Regions from separate parts of the Homo sapiens genome. Here region 1 is linked to region 2. A link is a loop called in an ENCODE intact Hi-C map of the cell type or tissue named here. Cell type or tissue: OCI-LY7. All regions are shown on one strand. Region 1 overlaps ARMC2 (armadillo repeat containing 2). Region 2 overlaps FOXO3 (forkhead box O3).

Region 1 (2,500 bases), 220 kb before region 2:
ACCCCTGCAGTATCTCATGCCTGTGTGATACTACCAAGCCATCAAGAGTAGATGCTGCCTGTGAATATGGGTTGTAGGGAATAGCAACCATTGACTGTGTACTCTAGATGCAGGAGGCCTCCATTTCATTTTTGCAGTAACACTATGAGGAGGTTCCCAAACTGTCTCCATTTTGCAAGTGAAGAAAGTGGAGCCCAGGTGTATTAAGTTATCTGCCTGGGGTCATATAACTCCCCAGCCTCTGCATTTGACCTCAAAGCTATGCTGACTTGCAGCAAACTAGCCGACTAAAGGGTAACACTGGGGGGAAATGTAACTCATATTAGAAACTGCAAATTATGATTATATTTCACACAGGCAGTATCTCAAGATCTAAAACACTGACTGTAGCTAGAGGTGGCTTTGCTGTGCTGAGGCATTACTGAATAGTCCTGAGATGTATTCCTCAGTCTCTCTTCTCTGAAGACCACCCCTTAAGTCCTTTATCCGGCACTTGGTCTACATCAAGTCAGGGAGTCCATGCCCTCTCGGGGCAGGGTGGACCTGGTACCAATTAAGTGTCCACACAGAAGATGCCTGGACCCTAAAAATGTCACACAAAGAGTTAGAAATCAGGAAGGATCGGAAGGTGAGAGGTTGGAAGAGAGAGAGAGAGAAGAGACAGAGAAAGACAGAGAGACAGAGACAGACAGAGGAGCAAACGGGTATATGGCCCATGTATTTTCAGGTTACTTTGCACAAAGGACAAGTTGAGCAGGGGGCCTATCAATAGCACAGGTTTGGAGTCACCATCTGGGTTTGAATCCTAGCTCTGCCACCTACTAGCTCGTTGACTATGGGCAAATTGCTTTACCTCTCTTCTGTAAAATGGGGTAACAATGGTTATCTCTAAATATTGGGATTAGGATTATTAATTTCTTTTATGCGCTCTTCTGTATTTTCCAATGCCTCTAATGCATTCTTATTATTCTTGAAGAGAAAAATATATACAACACATATTGAATGTGTGTAATACCTTAGTAAATATCCATATTAATATTTTTTAATATTAATATGGATTAAAATAAAATTCTCTGCATCAAGAAATCCAATAAAGTCCCTTGATGATTATCTGTGAAAATAGCAGAGAAATCCATAGATAACACATAATGGCATATATTTAAGAATTCATTTGAATTCAGAGATGTATTTGAATTCTGACATGAATCCTCAAACCATCAAATGGTGCTGATGTCACCCAGGAGAAGCAGGGACGCTGTGCAATCTACCTATCCCACCCAACACACAGGCCTTCCCATTATACTACATGCTAGAAATGGCCACTCCCAGTTGCAGCAAGTCCAGGCTTGCCTTTTATCAACCCTTCCCACTGCCAAGAGCAGCTGAGCCACACAGGGCATCCAAGATCACCTAAGCAGCAAAAGTAAATAGAGGTTGTCAACAAAGCTATTATTAAACATTTGCAGTGCAGTAAATAGCCTTAATAGCAAGGTTTCAGATAATCTATCTAACCCAATGCAAGACTTCACCATCAGATACTAAATTGAATTGTCTTTAGGACAAATTAGTCCACATCAGTACAGATTCACAATCCCTTATCCAAAACCTTTGGAATCAGATGTGGTGTGGGATGCAGGAACATATGGATTTTAGAAAGTCAATATGGTATACACATTGCATATTACGTACCACCCCTGTAGGGTCTTCTGCGGCAGCACCCTGTAGCAAAATATATGAATATTCACAAAACCAAGACTCTAACTGACTTCCCATCAGGCTCAGGGATTCTGGAACTACAGATAGTTTGTAGACTACCATCTCAATCTTTTGGGTCATTGTTTTTATGAATCTGCCTTAACTTTGATAATTTATGGATATGGATTCTAAAAGTAAACATGAATATTCAAGTAATACAAAAAACATACTTGCTCATATTTGTGGATAACTAACCTATTCAAAGTCCAAAGTATATAAAAAATAAAATAAAATCAACATTATCAAGGTAAGTGAAAGCCAGAAAATAAGTCAGGCGAGTTATTTAATTGATACATATTTATAACACACTTAAATTTACTAGAAACCAGACTTTGAGTCCAATAAGTTCAAGTCTGCATTTTTTACCTCCTATGCAATATGCTGCTTAATAGAGAACTTCTATGAGAAACCATGACTATCAACCTGTTTTTCAGGACAAATAAAATGGATAACTTATTCACCCCAGAAAGAGCTGAATTATAGGGGTGAATCAGAAATCACAGAACAATTTATTTAACCCTTACGGGCCCTTCTGAATGTTTCTGAGATTTGCTTCTTCTCAGAACCAAAGTTACTCAGTCACTGGTATGAGGGTTTCCTTCCAACCCTCTCCCAGGAATTTCAAAGGGCACAGTTGTGTCTGGCTACAGCCTTTCCACCTCTTCATTCACGCTGGGCCTCCTCCTGCCTCCATTTTATACACAATCCCTGAGTTACTCTAGAAAATGAAGCATGGAATCATATA
Region 2 (2,500 bases):
CACCTACTACTTTAAGAGCACTGTCTGGTATCTTCCCTCGTGCAGCACATATTCCAGTGAAAGAAACAACAGTTTTCTTGATGTCCCAAGGAACCTGGTAAGTTGAAAGTACTAAATGGATGCACTATAAATGTTGGCTGAATCAATCAAAGAACCATCCTCCTGGAAGAACCCTCTCTTCCTCTTTGCCAACTCAAACACTCAGCATCCTTTCATTGCAACTGCTTCCATGACCTACTCATATTTGCCAAGAGTTAGTCTGAGTCCAGGCAGAACCTACTGCCTGGTGGGATATGACCTAGGATTTGCAGTACTTTATGTGAAAAGGATGGTTTCCAATCATTCAATTTCTAAAACTCCTATTTCTTACAGATGAAATCAATACAAGGCACGATTTTAACATTCAACTAATTCTCAAGTATTTAATAAAAGGTTTATCTTCTCCTATCCTTTCTGTACATCCCACCATAGATATCCTTACCACCAGCCCCCAAATTAAGAGTCTTGCTACTCTAAGTTTCAAGCTGCTGTCAATAAAGTGATTCACCTTTTAAAAACAATAGGGAATTGTAGTACAGGAGGAAATGTTCAGTCATCAAACATGACCTGCATATCACAATGTTTATGTTTGCTGGGTGTGACCCTATCCTGTATGACTCTTCACTGCATTTACTGGGGTGTGTGTATGTGGGGGGCGGGGCAGGGATGAATGATAGGAGTGTGCAGGCTGGGATGCCCTAGATCCCTGGAGGGTGGGTGGAAATGCAGGTGTAATTGCCAGTCCATCTCAGGGTTTAGCTACCAAATACTGAAGGGAGGATCTCTAAAGCGCTCTTTTCCTGCTTTAGATACACAGGATTCTGAGAGACAATCTAATTTTTCCAAGTGATTCTGAAACTGAAAACACAGAATCAGCTAGTTGAGTTCTACAAATAGTCCAAACCACCTGTAAGGTATGACCAGGACACACAGGTGACACAGATGGTGGCCATGTAACAACCATCACACCAGTGCCACAGAGGAACTGAGAGGAACTCCAGGGTGGCTCCACAACTGAGGGAGACAAAGGAGTGCCCTGGCCAGGTGTGCAGATTCCGGTAGTGAGGGGAATCTGCGTGTGTGGCCCCGGTGGCCCTCTTCTTACAGCTTGGCCTGCACCTGCACCTTGGTGTAAGTGCCGGCTGGGGCTGCCTCCCATGGGGCACCCCACTCCAGCCAGCAGGGCAGTCTGAGTAGAACCTGACGAGTGGGGCAGGGAGTGCTTTGGCTTTTGTTACTCGGTGGGCAGGCAGCATTTTCAGGTAAACATTAGGGTCACCTTCCAACAGGTCTATCAGTCAAGACACTTTCTGATTACTTATAACTACGTTGGGCGGTATTGCTGTCTGATCTTTTTTGAACATACAAATGACCAATGAAAGCCCCAATTAATTACAGTGGCATATACAGAAATGAAGGCCTACTGGAAATTAACTGAAAATTTCGACCTCAGAATTCTTGGACTTCTACCTCTGGCCTTCTCTTCTTAGTCACTGATTTCCCCTGAAGAATCAAGTCAAACACTCCACACAAACAGAAACACATTTAAAAAAAAAGGAAACAAAAAAATCCCACAACCTTATGGCTCAGACTTCTTGCATCAGAGACAAAGCAGGAAAAGAAGAGGGAAGGGAGACGGAGAGAAAGAAGAAGAAAGAGGATGAGAGAGGAAGAGACAGGGAGAGGGAGAGGGAGGGAGAGAGAGGAGACGTACTGACATCCAAACCTTCAATCAAACCAAGACTGTCAATTACAGTTTTAGCCTTCAGAAACACTGGAATTACCCTCTGAGACTTCGTGACTAAGTGATACTATTCTTTAATAAACGAATGCCATGGATTTTAGCAAAAAATAGGTTATTAAAAAACAAAGCCGACCTAAAATTACAAACTAAGGTCCACATCTATTACTGAGCAGGAAAGACACAAAAGACCTGCATCCCAGTGTCCAGTGGCTCTACAGGGCGATGTATTTTAGTCCCTGGCCTGGCTGCTGCTTATTTAGAAGCGCTTAGAGAAGAACAGCCTATTTTTTTTCTGGGTTTTCACTCAACTTAGAATTCGAAGAGATGTTAAGGGTACAGTGACTGTCTTTTCTGAACCTCAAATTGTATCACAGTAACTAATAAGCGATAAACCACCAGCTCTGGGGAGACCCAAGGCCAGACTACTGCCAACACCATGCTATCATGTGCCAGTCTTTCTGCTCCAAGACAGCCCTAAGAGGGACTGCAATGGCTCTTTATCTCTCTGAGTGGCTTGGGATGACCGGCATTGGGAAGACAAAGATGGCATTGCCAGGTTCCTCCCAACAGCAGGAGAGGCTCAGGCTTGAGGCTCTAAGGCAGCTGAAAAGAGCAGGGTGGGGCATCTCCTTCAGCAGGACTTGCTGCTAGCCCCTGTGGACACCGATGGGTACCCATGCTAAGCAGAGCTGAAGCCAGACAGCTGGGACTTCTCAG

The links. A loop is a pair of places that touch in the nucleus more often than their neighbours do. Peaks named below come from ENCODE experiments on the same cell type or tissue, not always from the same donor. Only the 100,000 strongest peaks of a DNase experiment are listed, where the experiment ranks them.
Region 1: a loop joins it to region 2, with 2.8 times the contacts of the local background. A loop is called at or near these places in 3 of 110 quality-filtered maps.

What each region holds. Positions count from the first base shown.
Region 1 is chr6:108,896,437-108,898,936 of GRCh38, reverse strand. The region is part of intron 6 of ARMC2 (armadillo repeat containing 2); the gene reads right to left. Among named protein-coding and RNA genes, the nearest start is that of ARMC2-AS1, 26 kb to the left of the region's middle. RefSeq lists an enhancer at 752-1,951. In OCI-LY7, no CTCF peak of the experiment used is centred here; no DNase peak of the experiment used is centred here.
Region 2 is chr6:108,671,953-108,674,452 of GRCh38, reverse strand. The region is part of intron 2 of FOXO3 (forkhead box O3); the gene reads right to left. Among named protein-coding and RNA genes, the nearest start is that of LINC00222, 78 kb to the left of the region's middle. RefSeq lists a silencer at 513-807. In OCI-LY7, no CTCF peak of the experiment used is centred here; a DNase peak (open chromatin) is centred at 1,072; H3K4me3 peaks cover 698 bases; H3K27ac peaks cover 1,187 bases.